Regions from separate parts of the Mus musculus genome. Here region 2 is linked to region 1. The links are chromatin loops, found by intact Hi-C in ENCODE. Cell type or tissue: left cerebral cortex. All regions are shown on one strand. Each heading gives the region's core, and the rest is flanking DNA. Links, peaks and the distances in the headings are about the cores only. Region 1 overlaps 4930500F04Rik (RIKEN cDNA 4930500F04 gene). Region 2 has its middle 22 kb from the start of Rxfp2.

The links. Peaks named below come from ENCODE experiments on the same cell type or tissue, not always from the same donor. Only the 100,000 strongest peaks of a DNase experiment are listed, where the experiment ranks them.
Region 2: a loop joins it to region 1, with 2.4 times the contacts of the local background. A loop is called at or near these places in 10 of 42 quality-filtered maps.

Annotation. Positions count from the first base shown.
Region 1 is chr5:149,857,720-149,866,682 of GRCm38, reverse strand. 4930500F04Rik (RIKEN cDNA 4930500F04 gene) reads right to left here. Exons shown (of 4, transcript NR_045758.1): 4 at 2,403-2,592. Among named protein-coding and RNA genes, the nearest start is that of 4930500F04Rik, 14 kb to the right of the region's middle. In left cerebral cortex, for the core only: a CTCF peak has its summit at 5,046 (motif pointing left); DNase peaks (open chromatin) are centred at 2,606 and 5,047.
Region 2 is chr5:149,992,102-150,001,064 of GRCm38, reverse strand. No RefSeq gene overlaps it. Among named protein-coding and RNA genes, the nearest start is that of Rxfp2, 22 kb to the left of the region's middle. In left cerebral cortex, for the core only: CTCF peaks have their summits at 1,329 (motif pointing right) and 4,245 (motif pointing right); DNase peaks (open chromatin) are centred at 1,462, 3,216, 3,636 and 7,320.

The DNA.
Region 1 (8,963 bases), core at 715-8,714:
ATTGGCACACATTTGCAATGACCTTGAATCTATTTCCTTTTTTAGATTTATTTTTCTTGTGAGTTTTGCTGGCAAGTATGTAAATGCACCGTGTGTGTGTGTGTGTGTGTGTGTGTGTGTGTGTGTGTGTGGTACTCAAAGAGGCCAGAAGAAGGTGTCATCATTGGTAACTGGAGCTATAGGTAATTGTGAGCTACCATGTTGGTGCTGGGAACCAAACCTGGGTCCTCTGGAAGAACAACCAGTGCTCTAACTGATGAGCCATCTCTCCAGCTCCCTGAATCTATTTCTTATGCAACATGACCTGGGCTGGCTCCATGATCTGAAGAGGCAAGGCCGATACTGTCTGGCTTCTTAACACACCGTACACTGCAGGGCAGTGCTTAATGATTATAATAGATGCTCACTGGGAATGGGGAACCACACGTATATAGGGTATTGGGGTAACAAACGCCATGAGCCAACAAATCCGGTATTTTTTGGAGACCCATCGTGTTGTCTGATACATCAGAAGTGGTGTGTCCGTTATTTTAATTATCTCTTCAGCAAGAAGGATCTTAAATATTTAGAAGCCAAGAAAACCAATTTTTGAGTCAAATGCCTGAAGTCTGTTTAGCACATCATAACAGTTGGGGTTGTTGTTGTTGTTGTTTTAAACAAAAGGAAAGAGACTACAGACTGGTTGTTCTGTTAAGACAGGTTGGTGCCCAGAGCTGGAAGCAAGCAAGCATAGAAGCACTATGGGGAGGCTCTATGTGACACTAGAGAGTGGCCAGGTTGGCAAGAAGCCTGTGGATCGGGATGTAAATAACAGAGTGCTGGATGACGTGTGCCATTGAGTGGACCTGATAGTAGTTAGACTGCCATAATTAGCCCAGTAGTGTTCTGGGAGGCAACTGGTAAACTCCTCAGGAATTTGCTTCTAATTTACTTGGCTGCTGTAGCTTCCAGCTACCTCAACAAGAGAGAGGCGGGCACTCCTGCAACTCTTTATCTGGATTCCCACCCCTCCCCCACCGACAGGGTTTCTCCATGCAGCCTTAGCTCTCTGTCCTGGATCACACTTTGTAGATAGACTGGCCTCAAACTCACAGAGATCAGCCTGCCTCTTCCTCTCGAGTGCTGGGATTAAAGATGTGCTCCCGCCACCGCTTTGTCTGGAAATTTCAAAGCAATAAGAAGAAAACCAAAAACCGATCTCAGAACTACAATCCTATGTATACTCCTTCATCCCATCATCAAATCTGTGGCCACTCTGGACTCTGTACAAATTGAATGCAATGGGTAATTTAACACAAATTAAATAATAGTTGACTCTTCTACCCGAGGCATATTAATTGCAATTATATGATATATGTTATTTAATCCACTTTGACTCATAAAATACATGACAATGAAATACATGATGTAGAGTTTTCTATTGAAATGAATCACAAGGGCAAGCAAGATGGCTTAGCAGGTAAAAGTGCTTGTCACATAAACCTGACTACCTGGGTCTGTGGACGCTCACTACCTCCTGGTAAGTTTACAATATTGTGAGGTACCAGAGCACTCTGTAAAATTAACAGAGCAGGTCAAATGGAACCTCACTAGAACATTCTTACACAAGAAACAACTCTAGCACATTACAGGACGTGACCATCAAGACCAGCAGCAGCCAGAACAGCTTCTAAAATTGATGTGTTTATAAAAAGATAAAGAGAGGGGGGATATATTCTATAGAGATGTAGTCAGGTATCAGGGAAAGGGGTGCCTCGGCGGGCCCATGCTGAGGCATCCCTTCCCCCTGAAGGACCAGCCACATATAGTATAGTACAGAATAGAGTTTATTTAGGGCATGGGGAGGAGAGTTAAGAGGGTAGTAAAGGCAGAGAGATAGAAGAGTCGAGGAGTAGAGGCCGGCCATGAGCACATGGGGGGTTGGGAGGGATGGGAAGCAGAGAGGAACAAGAGAGCAAGGAGGGGGCAAGCAGCCCCCTTTATAGTGGGTCAGGCCTACCTGGCTGTTGCCAGGTAACTGTGGGGTGGAGCTTAGAATCTTAACAAAAACTGTTGATTCTGTCGCTCCTTGGTGATCAGCAGGGTTTCATTATTTGTAAGTTTTGAAGAGTTGGCAAACTGTCTTTGGCTGAATGAAACTGTAGAAACAAAGAATCTACCTAGCTCTAAGCCTGCTTAAGAACAAAGAACTGGACTATAAATATAGGGGTTTGAGGCTACCTACATTCACACCAAAATCCATGGTAGGAGATTCCCTTTATATAAGGAAATCTGGATGCTTTTAAAGAAATACTGATTTAAAAAAAAAAAAAGCAAAACAAAACAAAACAAAAACAGCCTTGTCCTGAAAAGCAATTTTATTGAATTGAAAACTCATTAAGTCAATGAAACACCCTTTACCAGGTTCAAAAAGTGAGCTTTTTATTTGTTCAATTATCCTTATAGGCAGTTCTTTAAAACTGGAAATTACAGATTTTTTTTTTAGCATTCAAAAATCCACTTCACTTTCAAAAGCCCCAAGTCTTTGCTTCTCCACCTCTCATCACGTCCCATCAGAGTGGATTTTTCGTTCACTTTGCTTTTCCAAAAGCCCTGGGGAAGGAAAGGAGAGGGGGAGTGTACCAGCTGGCTTCCTCAGCAAAAGAACGGAAGGCAGTTTTCACTCCAATGCAATGAACTGCAATGGGAGAAGTGTTCTCAGTGCACCCAAGTAGTTGCTGATGTTCTGAGAGAGGGATGCTCGTTCACCTTGTGGCTCAATGACCTGAAAGGGACAATCCCAGGAACGTAGGAAGGAGTAACACCAAGCCGAGCATTCTGGAAGACTCTGGATGCCCAGGTTGTGGTGCTGAGTCAGACATCCTTGAAGAGATCACCCCAGTGGCCTTCACACGCAGTTCCGAAGATGGGTCCTGGGCAGTGATCTGTCACCCCTCACAGATCACATGCTGCCTCTCTGTACCCCTCTACCTATTCCACTTTCAACAAACCTCCTGAACTACGACTGCTGGTGGGTCATAGGGCCTCAGCTTTGTGGAATGCCCACTTCATTGGGGGAATTCATTATCTTCACAGTTAAGTGTTATAACTCAAAAGAAAATCAGACATAAGTACAGGCTGACCTCCCTCGGTATCAAGGGAAAATCCAAGTAAGGGCAGTCCAGGCCCCAGTCACCGCTTATAGCACAAGTCGGCTCGATGTTCTTCCTCAAGATGCAAATAATTAACCAAATAAACATAGTAGTGGCCAAATATGAGACTATTCAAGTATGCTCACTTGAACAGCGAACACCTGAGAATACAAGGAAGTTGGAGAGAACGGATAACTGTGGTGATCTTGATTAAATGGCCTCCACTCCTTACAGCACAGAAGCCCTGATCGTGGCTGTTTGTCCTGAGGGCTGGGGACATAGCTATATGCTTCCCGGAGGAGGAAGCATTCTTCTTCCATTAAAGACATAGGCTCTGATGTAGAGAGGCGATGCATGCTAAAGGATTATAAGAGACTTACAGGGCCTTGTCCAGGCCTTGCCTTAGAAGCCAAATGAGCAGGATGCATGTGTTTCCTAACTCTATCAGTGAAACAGAGTTAATGAGGAGAAAGGTCCTTTTTTTGGTTTGGGTTACTACAATGGAATTGTGGTTCTGATCTTCTCCAGGTAGTGCTGTGGTTTCAGCCTTACCCCAGCACTCACTGTCTTTAAGTTTCCTTTGTGACAGAGGCTAATCCTGAGCACGTCAAAGGGCATCCATCCTAGATGACTTGATCCTGTCTCCATGGCTCATCCTTCCTAACAGTCTGATTAGAGCGGCAGAGGTTTAAGTAGTGCTCAGTACCAAGCTCTGTGTGTGTGTGTGTGTGTGTGTGTGTGTGTGTGTGTGTGTGTGTAGCAGCATATACATGCACACACGCACACACAGATGGAGAGTCTCATTTTCTCGGTCCTAAAATTTGCGTTAATCGTATTGGATTTTGACAAGGAAAAAGATGAACAAGGTGAGAGAAAACTTTATCCAGACCTTTCTTGGCTAAATAATAGCTTTCAGATCTCTGAGCTTATCGTTTTATGATTTTTTTGTTTTTTGTTCATGAGAACCTTCAACATTTTTTTCAATAAAGTGTCTTGAGAGAAATTTAATATGCCTATTTATGTTGATAATGTAGGCGAGAATTCTACCCAGCAGAGCACAGTTGCCAGGGGCTTGGGGATGAGCCTGGCTTGAGAGGGCTTGCTTGTTAGTAGTAGTGGAGGTGTTCAATCAGAATCTTAGGGGAATTATCAACAACATAAAGTCCATAACAGGTGCATTTTTAGGAGCCAAAAAGCCGGAAGTTTTCTTGTTCATCTTCCCTGGCTTTCTCCCTTTGACACACACTCTATTCCCCAACCACCAGGACAACACCTTGGTTTTGGACAGACTGACCTTCGGGGCCTCAGTTCTCAGGGGACCTTGTATTTTCTGATCTGTCTTCTTCTATCACAGGCTCTCGTTACCCTGCACACGGGTGTCTTCCGACAGGTTCAATACCAAGCCTTTGCTTACGTCTAAATACTGTTTGAGAAATTTAAAAGTCGCTATATTTAACTCTTTAAAACAATTTCCCACTCCCTTTCATGAAAATGGGACTGAAAATAAAGATAAATGACAAGATTGTAGTAAGATTTCTTGGAAAAGGACCTAGAGTTTTCTCCTGGTTCTGTCCTTAGGGCCATGTGTTTTGCCTCTGTGTTCACATGTTAAACATCCGCAGACATCCTAGATGCAAGGCAGCCAACTTGATTAAGGCAGTCCAGCATGGCTGACTAAGTGGAATGTCACCTCCCACTATTGCCCCATAGTCACTGGTGGCGGAGATGTGTCAGGGTCTCCATTCCCCCAGCTGTAAATGTAGGTAATGGCTCCCCCCAAGCTGCAATGCGCTTGTGAGGCTAGTTGGGATAAGGCATAAGAAAACAACCATTCTAAATGTTGGGGAGGGGTGGAGAAGATGGGAGTGGGGGTAGCTAGCAGGGAGGAGGGCAAAGCCTGACATCTAGTGGCCAGTGTGGCATCTGCACTCACGGGACTGGATTGTCTTAGAGGCTCCCAAACTGGGATCACATTCATAAAGGTCTGAGTACAGATCCCTCTACTGGTCATCTGCCACTGTGGATCCAGCTGACCCCATGAAATATTTGCTTTGAAGACACCCCGCCCCCAACATGATTGACTCAAGATGCCCTTGGGGCTGTGTCCCTTTGGAAGCTCCAGGAAAGAACAGGCTTTCTTAGCTCTTCCAGCTTCTGGAAGCTTCCATTGTCTTACTGTCTTCTCTGACTTTGACTGTCCGGACTCGTAGAGACTCAGACTACATTAGGACCATCTGCATAATCCAAAGTCAAATCCCAGTCTCACTCATTAATGTTTCAGGTCTGCAAGGGCTCCCCTGCCGTGCGTCGTGGTTTATCTGTGACTTAGGCATTTGTTGGAAGCATGATGTCCAGTGTGGTGGCAATCAGAAGGGAAGGGGCCTCTATCAGGTAGGGCCCAGTGCTTGGCCCTCAGCTTAGTGTGGGTATGGCTTCAGAAGGAAATGCAGCATTTCTTATTATGCGACTGTGGTTACTTCTCAAGAGCCTAGAACTACAAGGCTGTACCTATCCCCATTCAGTCCCTCTGGCTTGGCATATCCTCTACTATAGGATTTGGGCAAAGCTTGTACCATGCTCTTTGGAAACTCAACCTCTAAATCCATAAACTAAATAACCTTCTGTTCTTTATGAAGTTAGCCTGATTCTGGTGTTCTGCTTCAGGAATAAGGAACAGGTAGCTGTGCCAGGTAAAGTCACTTTGTCACGTAAAGTCACATGCCTACATTATATCACAAGCATCTTTGGGGTACCATTGTGCTACCTAAGGCATCATCTCACTAGACCTGGGGAATCATGGTGGGTGTGTAGGAGAGACATTTAATTTGCTAACTATTATAGAATTATTTCCAGTAGGAAAGACGATGGAAAGTGAAGAAGGTACTCCAGTCACAGAGAGATTTCCCCAAATGAAGAAATTCACGAGAACATTCATAATTGAAGCAAAGCATATTTGTGGCAATGAAGTGTGCTTCAGGCCAGACACAAACACACGGGCAACGGATTTTCAATACAAATATCAAAAATACAGAACAGAGAAAGTGTAGTCTCCAGTAAATGATTCTGGAAGACATGGATGTCCTCGTGCAGAAGAGTGGAATTGGACTCTGTTCACATCAGCAAAAAATCAGTTCAGACTGAATTAGATGATACAGTGTAAGATAAGAAACTATGAAACTGGAAGAAAGGCACATGGCATTGGCCTGGCGTTTGTTAATGTGACTCCAAAAGGTCAGAGAATAAAACAAAAGATGAGCGGTGAGATCGTATCAAACTATTGACGAAATGAAGATAAGCTCTAAGGGTTGGGAGACTGTAATTACACTTTGTATATCTGGCAAATAAATACCCAAAGTATTTAAAGCACTCAATGACACAAAAATTAAGAACACTATTAAGAACACACAGATGGCTGAATAAGCATTTCCAAAGAGCTGCAAATACCACTGTTTAAATAGGTTGTGGTGCTGCGAGTGAGAATGGCCCCCACTGGCTCTTGTAGTTGAACACACAGTTCTCAGTCGGTGGCACGGTTGGGGTGTTTAGGAGGTGTGGTTTTATTGAAGGGATGATGTCACCGGAAGTTTAAAGACTCCTGCATTTCTGGTTCTCTCTGCTTCCCACTTATGCTAACGGGTGCTTAACAGTGTTTAACTCAGCTTCCTGCTCTAGGTGCTATTCCTGCCTCTTGCCGCCATGCCTCCCCCACTACGATGGACTCCTACCTGTCTGGAGTGAGCCGATAAACCTTTCCTTCTGTAAGTCGCCTTGAGCATGGTGGTTTATCACATCAAGCCAAAAGGGGATGAGTACACCGGTGTATGGGGAAACGCTCAGGATTACTAATTGCTAGAAAAACGCACATTAAAACCATCGTGAGCTATCACTTAAAAATGAGCATGGTCAAGGACGTAGAATAAGTAGCACCCTTTACTGTCCGCTAGAATGAAGATCCATTCAGCTGGGCAGTGGTGGCGCACGCCTTTAATCCCAGCACTCGGGAGGCAGAGGCGGGTGGATCTCTGAGTTCGAGGCCAGCCTGGTCTACAGAGTGAGTTACAGGACAGCCAAGGCTACACAGAGAAACCCTGTCTGGGGGAGGGGGAAGACCCAAAAAGCAACAAACCAAAACCAAACAAAACACCCCCTACCCCAAAGAAAGAAAAGAAAAAAAGAATTCAGAATACAGAATGTAGATGCTTACAACAACAAAAATATACATACGGGATTGCCAAATGAACCAGCTGTGGTGTCTTGAATATGAGGCTCCTATGCAGAAGGCTTTATATACCTGGCTGGTGGCACTATTGAAAAGTGGCTGTATCATGAAGAATCTAATTTCATCAATGACTTAATCCACTATCATACAGTATAGGTTATTAGGATCTCAAACCTGAATGGAAGAAGTGGGTGACTGGGGTGTCAGTTTGAAGGGTACACCTTGTCTCTGAGCCCTCCCTTGCTCTCTTCTGCCTCCCAGGCACCATGAGGTGAATATCTCTACTATACCATGTCTATCAGGCTGGGCCTCACCAGAACCCTGAAGCACCACCATTAAAACCATGGCTTAAAACGTCTGAAACCAGGACACATAAGTTATTTATATCAATGTGAATAACATCACCAAGCCCACAGTGAGAAAGTACCCCCAAGGAAAGCTAACCACCATCTTGTAGAGTTATCTATGCTTATTATAGCAAGCATTTCCATAGCCAGGCTATGAAAGCAGCCACAGTGTCAAAGGGACAAACCAAAAGATACAGTATATATGCATAATGGAATATCTTTTGTGTTAGCCAGGCTTCTCCAGAAGACAGAAGTGATAGAATGAACACACACACACACACACACACACACACACACACACACACACACACGATTTATTACAGTGGCTTATGGACTGTGGTTCAGCTAGTCCAACAAGGGCTGTCCCCAACAGAAAGGCCAAGGATTGGTCATTCCATAGGGGTAGATGTCTCAGCACTCCAATCTGCTGCTGGAGTGCTAGAGGATTTCTGGAGAGCTGCTGGTCTTCAGTCTACCTTGGATCCTGCAGAAGCCATTTCTAACCCCGGCGAAGGAATGCCTCAGCAGCAGGACAGATGAGCCTGACAGAGAGAGGGAGGGCGAACAGGTGAAAAGCAAAAGCTTCCTTCCTCCATGTCCTTTGCTGTGGGCGGCCACCAGAGGGTGTGGCCCAGACTTAGGGTGGGTCTTCCCACTGCAAAGGATCCAGTCAGGAGACTCCCTTGCAGCTCTGCCCAGCTGCTTGGGTTCTAGTTGGTTGCAGATGTACTCAGGCTGGCAACCAGAATTAGCCATCACATCTTTGTAAAGGTAGCTTTTGAGTAGATGGAATGTCTGTATCTATGACAACATGGACAGACCTAGAGAAAGATTAGGCTAAGTGAAACAAACCAGGGACAGAAAAGCAAGTGCCACACAATATTCATAATTCACACATGAAACTTTTAAAAATTGAACATATTTAGGCAGAGGGGATGATGGGTGGTTCCTGGAGCTTCGGGTGGGGGTGGGGCATAGAATGCTGATAAAGCAGTGCCAAGTTTTGATTAGAAAGGAAGATTTTAGGGGTTAGGGATTTAGCTCAGTGGTAGAGTACTTGCCTAGCAAGCACAGGGTCCTGTCTTAAGATCCAGAAAAAAGAAAAAGAAAGGAAGATTTGGCTAGTGGGATTGAGTGCATAGCACACCACTATAATGAATAACAATGTATTACACATTTGAAAACTGCTGAGTGATTTTAAATGTTTTCACCCCAAAACACATGAGGTGCTAGGAATATCCCTTCATGTGATTCAATCATTCCATA
Region 2 (8,963 bases), core at 715-8,714, 130 kb before region 1:
TTTCCCACCTCTTTAAGGGATTGAAGTTTATGTCAAGTCGACCAACACCATCATTCACATTTCATACCTACATCTGTGTCTATTTCTGGAGACGTCGATGTATTGGAGACTTGGAGAGACTGCATTGTGTATTTCTGCCAACAGAGGACTCCTACCATTTAGATTTTCAAAAACTCTTTTAAAAAAAAGACTTATTTATTTATTATATGTAAGTACATCATAGCTGTCTTAAGACATTCCAGAAGAGGGTGTCAGATCTCATTACAGATGGTTGTGAGCCACCATGAGGTTGCTGGGATTTGAACTCAGGACCTTCGGAAGAGCAGTCGGTGCTCTTAACCCATGAGCCATCTCTCCAGCCCCTCAAAAGCTCTTTTAAAGGCATGTATTCAGTCTATTTGCTAAATTTGATAGATGCTCTTGTTACATAATCTAATATGTCAATCTCCTTAAAAGTTTGCCCACAAATAGCAAACATTGTTAAATTTAATGAAACATCAGATACATGTTTCTTTTAGGAAAAAATATGAACCAAAAGTTTTGTTACATACCCTTCCCTTTAGCAATAATCTGATCCTATGGAGTCATAGGCCCGGAAGGTGGGATTTTCCTCTAATTTATTTTGAAGTGTGAAAGTCAAGCTTTCGATATTCTTACAGGTAGAGTAGGCCACTGTATTTATTGTTTGGTTTTGGTTCCATGACAGTCAGCCATGCCAGGAGCCTATATCCCTTGTTTATAAGTTGCTCCAGTCAGTGTAAACTATGAAAGTCAGTTTAGTGTAAACGGTGAAATAGAATTGCTTGTTGAAACAATTGAAGAAGTAACATTATACAGCCCTGAGCTAGATCCAGGTAACTTTGTTTCTCTGATTCCTTGAAGGAAAATACCAGAATGTATCTTTGAGGGGTGAGGGGGATACTGACTTTTTTTTTTCTTAGAATGAATATACTTTAACTTTGAGAGAAATGGAATATTGTAATCAAAACTATTTTTCTTCCATCCCCACAAGTTACAGATCCAGAAAAGCACAAAACCTAGCTGATAAAATTGTCAAATAAATCAATTACCCAGAAATGCATATTTATATATCTAGTTAAAATGCTACATTGATATGGATTTATTATGTCATAAATTATAAGAAACCTTCGAAATCCCTTCCAGCCTTGTTCGATAAATGAGTGTTTTCTTTGAAAGTTTCAATATATAATATGTACCTTTCAAGATTGTTTAACGGTACACCGTGACTCTATTTTTTTATAAAAAAGATTTTTGATTGTATTTTATGTGCATGGGTATCTTGCTTGCATATATGTCTGTGCAGTACATGGAGGCCAGAAGAGGGTGCCAGATTCCCTGGAACTACTGTCACAGAGGGTTGTGAGCAGCCGATATGGAAGGAAGCTGGGCTTTGAACTCTGGTCTCTTGTAAGAGCAGCCAGTGCTAACTGCCTACCCACTTCTCCAGTCCCCACTGTGACTTTATAAGCTGGCATGCCCCATACATCTTCTGTCCTGGCATATTTGTGGCTAGGCCCAATTTCTCAGCAATGCTGAGCTAGGCACAGTTTCCCTCCGATGGGACACTGGCTTCAAATAAGCTGGCTCAGTACCACTATTTTTAAGGTTGTCTTTACTTTGTTGGTGGTTGGTGGTGCAGTTGTAGGAAGAGATACTTTGCATAGAAGCCGCTGGCAGTTCAACATAAGTGATGTGAGACTCGCATGCCTCCTTTGGTGTTGTTTTAGGTCACGTTGTTGCTTTTAAGATGAGCAGGATTTAAGTGTTGGCTTCACATCCTGTGTTATTTGGTAGTGTTGGTCTAAGCAAGCTTCAGCAGTGGGGAATGTCATACGGGTTCTACATATTATCCTGAGAATCATTGCTTGATTTTTGGTTTTTGTTTTTGTTTTCAATTTTTATTTGTCATTTTGTCCTCAGCAGGTATCTTTAACTGAAAATATACCGTTAAGATAGATTTTTGAACTCTTGCTCTTCCCAGCACATGAACTCAAATTCAGTATTTTGTTTAAGGTCAAGTCTGCGTTCACAACTGGCAATTCTATAAAGAGGAGCTAAGGTAAACTCATAAAATTCTAGAATACTTAGCTGAGCTATAAAACTACTGCAGACGCCACTGGGCTTTACCAAGAAATACCAATCTTCCCCTTTTCTTTCTCTGGTGACTTTTCAGTTATTATTTTTTTTTAAATGAAAAGAATTTATTTTAAGTGAACCTAGAAAAAAATATCATCAGTCATTTTTTAAAAATTCAACTTTCAAGGAGAGAGAGAGAAAAAGCTTAAGAAAACAACACCCCCTCCCTTCTAAACACAGGGCGCAAATCAAAACCATTTGTGGCCTAATTAAGTAAACCTTGACTATGATGAAAAAGGGCTCACCCATGTGTCATCGTAGAATAAGGCTTTCTTCATTGGGTTCATATCCTAATCTGTGATGGGTAAATATTACTGAAGCATGACAGAAAATGTGTCACACTCTCAATTGTACGACTGAGGTCACTTCCACAAAACAAATGAGCCCTGTTGAGTGACCTGTGCACACATGAAACACAGTTCCATGGCAGAGTGACCCATGCATTCTAGCCTCTAACCCCGGCCCCGCCCCCGCCCAGTTCCCGCCCCTCCATTATGTCTGTGGTGTTAGTGTTTTGTCTACAAGCTTGAGTCATCTGGGAGACTCAGCTGAGAACTTGCCTCCATCCGAGTCACTTGAAAGCAAGCCTGTAGGAGCATTTTTCTTGATTAATGATTAATTGGGAGGTGGGGTAGCCCACTGTGGGCTTTGCCACCCTTGGGCAGGTTGTCCCGGGTTGAATGAGAAAGCAGGCTGAGCAAGACACAGAGAGCAATCCAGCAAGTAGCATTCCCCCATGGCCTCTGCTGGTGTCCCTGCCTTGGCTTCCCCCTCAACGATGGACCGCAACCCATAAGCCAAATGAACCCTATCCTCCCCAGTTGCTCTTGGTCACGTGTTCACCACAGCAACTGAAAAAAAAAAAAAACAAAAAAACCTGGGACAGTTACTAAACACACACTAGCTTTCGTCCGCTCTGTCTTCTTGCATAGATGGAATCTTGCAGCTCCTCTGCGAATAGCCTCTTGAGGCAATCTCACATCAGCAACACTCCTCCACAGCTCACGCAGGAAATCCCAAATTGTCACTGGTTTCTACCCAAGATCATGTCGAGACCTATCCATCACTCAGCACACACAGCCGTCTGTCTGGTCAGCCCGTAGCAGCTGAGCATACTGACGTGCGGATGCCTACGGATTCCTCTCACAAGGAGCTCATCTGTGCATGCCAATCGGGGGTGGAGTCTTTGGAACGCAGGGATCTTCATGTCCAGCTCTGCAGACATCGACAAGCCTCTCCAGAGACTGTCCTCTCTCCTCCATTTATGGCGCTTGTCCAGTGATTGTTTGCGGGGCTCCTTGGGTGTCCTTTCTGTCGTTTCCCAGTACTACGTAATCGGACAATTAATTATTCAGAATTTTTTTTCTTGTTTACAGTAGTTTTTTCAGACTTGAAAGTTTGTTGTCGTTAAATGCCTGGGCTGTTGTTAATTTCCCTGAGCTTTGGGGAGACCAGGAAGACAAACGAATGGCATCAAACAGCTGTCTAAAAATGTGTCACACACCCCCGCCCCAGTCCAATTTAACTTGTACAAATGCTGCTGCTCTCCCATTCGGATTGTTTCCTTGGGTTCCAGTTCTGTGGTGGCATTGCATGCTTGCAAGGAGACTGATGTATTTAACAGGACTCTTGATGCATAATTGCAACTAGTTTTTTTTTTTAAAGGTTGAAATGAATTTGCATTTTTCAAAAAAAAGACTTAAGTTCTCTCTGTGTCTCTGTCTTGTCTTTGTCTCTCTGTGTGTCTCTGTGTGTCTGTCTGTCTGTCTGTCTGTCTGTCTGTCTGTCTGTCTGTCTCTCTCTCTCTCTCTAAATACAGGGTTTCTCCTGGCAGTAGCCTTGACTGTCCTGGAACTCACTCTATAGACCAGGCTGACTTCAACTCAAAGATCTGTTTGCCTCTGCCTCCTAAGTGCTGAGATTAAAGACAAGTGCCACCATGCTCTGCTAGGTTCTTTTCCTTAAAAACAAAACAAAAAAGGGATTACATTAAAAAAAAAAAAGATACATCTTATTTTACGGGTATGGTAATTTTGTCTGCAAGTACACCACACGTGTGCAGTACCCACAGAGTCCAGGAGAGGGCACTGGATCCCCAGAACTGGAATTACTGATGCGTTATGTAGGTGCTGGGAACTGAATCTGGGTCCTTGGCAAGCATAGCCAGGGCTCTTAACCACTGAGCCATCTCTCTAGCTCTAAATTTACAAGTTTTGATGATGTATAGATGTTCTAAAGGGCAAGACATTTTCTCTCTCTGACTCGGGGAGTAATGCAGCCCCTGATATTTGTTTTAATTTGAATAGGTTTTGTTATTTTTCTAAGAATGTGTTCCCTTTCTGCAAGCTGCACGGTGTTGGGAGTTCTCCAGTGCTCCACTGAACTGAATTCACCCTTGTCCACGGTACTTACATTAAAATTGCTTCAGCCCCTTTGCGTAGCAGAAACATAGAGTCTGCCGAGGCCACTTCTAGATACCTGGGGGCTTGTTTGTCCCCGAGGTGTTTCTTGAGCCCATTGATTAGATCAGTGGAGTTCTGGGTTCTTCCTGTCCCGTTCATCATTTAAGCATTTAAACCCAGGAGGTGGTCAGCAAGGGCAAACAATGTATAAATAAAACATTAGCCAGCCATTCCCTGAAATGGAAACCCTTGTGTTCTCAGATCCAGCTGTGTATCGAGGCTGCCTCATTACCACCTTCACCTCTAGGTCTGGGTTCCTTCATCTCTGAGCCTTTCCTGACTCTCTGTTTACCCAGCCTGGCTGTGCCTGAAGGCCGTCTCCAGAGGACACTGGCCCATGAGGTTTGCTCTCCTCAGGGCTGTTTCTCTGTATCAATTCTGCCAAGATCTTTTAAATTTGTTGCTGCTATCGTTTCTAATTCTCCAGCCGCTTCCCCCTTTTATGTGTTTCCTGATCCATTTCTCACTGATCTGCAGATGGCCTGGTGCTTCATACAGGCTAATGTTGTTTGTTCATTTAAGGATCACCAAATTACAAAAACAAAAACAAAAACAAAACCTCAACAACACAAGTAACAGCTGTTTTCTCTACAATAAATGTAAGTTTCTCAGGAAATTTACTCACTCCTGGAAGGATTCATAAATCTTTCAAAATATTATTACATTCGTGACTTCGAGCTACCAAACAGAATCTCAAATCTCATTCTAGGCATGGCAAAATAAATTTCCTATAATTGAGTTATTTATCTTTTGTTTATCTTGGCAATCAATACCCTTATCTCTTCCCAAACACAGTTCTATAGATAATCAAAGCCTGAACTCTCCAGGGAAAAAACAAAGACCTTTGCTTGAGAGATTCCTTCATTTAACTTTGAATCTCATTCTGTAGAATCTGAAAATCATCTTATTCTAGAAATGATGCTATAACAGTCAAGCTGTTAATTGCCTCTTTGAGGAAGTTTATGTTGTTGGTATATAACTATGCAGAAGACAGGAAGTACACTTTGATGGTGTGACATTCAAGATGTCCTTACTTTTAGGACATCTCAGCAGCCACAGTTATTACTGTTAGGATTCTGTCTAAGCTCTGCCCCACAGTTACCTGGCAACAGCCAAGTAGGCCTGACCCACTATAAAAGGGGCTGCTTGCCCCCTCCTTGCTCTCTTGCCCTCTCTTGCTTCTCTCTTGATCTTTCTCTGCTTCCCTTCTCACCTCCCCATCCCCTTCCCCCCTCTCTCTTCACCCTTCCCCCCTCCACATTTTCATGGCTGGCCTCTACTCTCTCTCTCTCTCTCTCTCTCTCTCTCTCTCTCTCTCTCTCTCTCTCTCTCTCTGCCTCTGCTACCCTCCCCATGCCCTGAATAAACTCTATTCTATACCGTTGTGTGGCTGGTCCCTTAGGGGGAAGGGATGCCTTGGCATGGGCCCGCTGAGGCACCCCCTTCCCCCGTCCCCCACTACACCTCCATAAAACATATCCCCTCCTCTCTTTATCTTTTTATAAACACATCAATTACAAAATAATAATAATGGCCGGACAGATGGTTCAGTGGTTAAGGGCACTGGCTGCTCCTCCAGAAGACCTTGGTTCGGTTCCCAGCTCCTACATGGTGGCTCTCAAGCACTCATATGGCAGTTCTAAGGGATCTAGCGCCCTCTTCTGGCCTCTGTAGGCACCGTATGCATGAGATGCTTCAAACAGCAGGAGTTGTGGGATGCGTGGGATGCCAGTTCAACAGTCTGCTTCTAGAACCTTTGAGATGCTGGCAAGGTCACTGTAAGTCCTGAAGACTCAGATGGATTTTTTTTCAGGTTTCCTTTCTTTGTAGGGGCCAGAAGGTGAAGGCCAAAGTGGAAGACAGAAGAGTCGAAAACAGGACACAGAGATAGAGGCGGGCAGCAGAAGGCAGTTTTCTAGATGGCGGACCAAACTTTCAGAATGAAAGAGCATTAGCAGTGAATAGATTACTTCCCTGGAGACCCCCCAAAAAATTAAGCACATTTTTCTTCCTCCTACTTCAATTTACAAAGGCTAATTATCTTATTAAGAATTCTCATTGATCAATGTATGTGTAAAGACGAAAGCGCTTGCGTGGCTCTGGCCTAGCAAGCGCATCCTAGGCTGTGGGAAGATAGATAGTGGCTAGCATTCTTCTTAGTGATGAATGTGTTTGTTAGCTCTGAACCCAAAGCAAAGAATCTGAGAGTGGAAAGTAAGGATCGCCCAGCAATCACCTCAGCAAAGGCGGAACAGGTAGTGTATAGCTACAGTTTGAGACGAGTAACCATGGAAACACTGGGCGTCATAAGAGAAGCCGGAACCACGGAGAAGATTCAGATACCTTGGACAATAAGCCGAGGAAGAGAAGCAGAATAAATGTCCTTTGCCACTCTGGTGCTGTAGATAGACCAGGGGAAGTCCTTCCCGTAGAAAAGGTTGATCGTGGGACTCTGGTCCCACAGCAAAGTATCTTCTGGAAAATTCCACAGCCTTTACAGGCTCACGCGGCCCATTTAGATCATTGAACGGAGATCCCATACAGGGCTGGGTGAAGAGGAGGGCTTTTATGAGGTTCTTGGAGCATGGATAGTGAGCTTTGGAAAGGGATGACACATTGTCACAGATAGCTTTGGTTAGTTGTCTATGTGACTCATCTGGGAAGAGGGGATCTCAACGGAGAAGTTGCCGTCATCAGATTGGCCCGTGGATGTGTCTGTGGTGGGCAGTTTCTGGATTGCTAATTGATGTGGGCGGGCCCAGCACGCTGTGTGTGGTCCTGTCGCTGGACAGGTTGGACCCGGCTGTATAAGAAAGGGAGTCGAGCAACCCAGAGCAAGCACACACATCTTTGCCTCAGTTTCTACTTCAGATTTCTGCCTTAGCTTCTTTCAGCGGTGGAGTATAGCCTGTAAGATGTAATAAACCTTTCCCTCCCTAAGTTGATTTTGGTCATAGTGTTAATCACAACAGAAGAGCTAACTAGAACACATGTCCTTTCCCAGTGACCCCAGGACACCGTAGCCAGGAGCAGAGCCAAGGAGGGGACAGTTATGTGAACTTGGCAGACAGAAACCTTTGTGTATTCCCATCTCTGGGGCTCCATAAACATTTCTCTGCAGTGGCTGTGGGGGAGGGGCCTCGCACTCCTAACTTGCCCAGCACAGCGACTATAACCAAAGCCCCTTAGGTTTTCACGGTAGGGAATGGGTGTTGTGATGTGAAGGAGAAAGGAGGACACCACCACTGAGAATCAGATGGGGGCTCTTGCCCTACTTCTTGTGGCTTAGCCAGGAATGAAGAATCAGGTCACTCCCTCCCCAGCCCCGCCCCCTGTTCCCTTTAGCCCCGCCCACCCCTCACCCTTGCCCCAGTCTGCCCTATCTGCAAAGTGTGAAGAGGGCATTTTGAGCTACTCCGTGGCTTTGTCGGTTGTCCTACCTGGGCATGGATGGCTGTCAGCAAGAGGGGGCTGTGAGGGTTGGAAGGTGTTGGAGAGGGTGAATTAAGAGCAACTTTGTAACCAGAGTTCTGCTTTTGGTAGACATTCATACAGAGTAGCACAGTCCATCCCAACTCCATTGGTATCCCACCTATATAGTTTCCATGAACAGCCACTCTTCCACAGAATAGGCTCTGCCTGTGGCTCCTACTGCCATCTCTCCCCGTGTAGTAGCATCTGTAGTACTGACTTGTTAGAACACAGCCACTCTGGGCCCTTGGCCAGTGTTGGGGCTGCCACTTCCAGATTCTCTTTCTAATGATGCATCTAGAAGCAACAGTGCTGGAGGAAGCTACCTACTGCCCCGTAGGGTGAGGGTCACCCTCCCTCTGCTACACTCATCATTTTCCGTGTCGCAGCCACTTGAAAGGCAAGCATCTTCCCACTCATGCATGGCCTCTGAAGATTGTAGGGTGTCTCCATCTCCTTCCTGGTGCACACTCTAGCTAAACGCATTCATCACAGTCAAACAAGCTACAGGGAGCTACGCTTTGGTGTTCAGAGAGAATCGAAGTGAACATTCCATACAAACTGTCTAAGACACATTCAGGAGAAATGTGCCACTCTCCAAGAAGGGCATTAGATATAAATACGGTAGGAATATTTTACCTACCAGATGCAAACCTCAAAACAACAACAACAACAACAACAACAACAACAGCAGCAGCAGCAGCAACAACAACAAAAATGGCAGAAAAATTCCCTAGCTCATATGATGCTTTCTAAAGAACATGGCTCCCTAGGATCAAATTAGAAAAAAAAAAAAACAAGGCAAAGCAAAACAAACCCCACAAAAGGTCTGCAGAGATGGCTCATGGTTAGGAGCACTTGCTACTCTTCCTG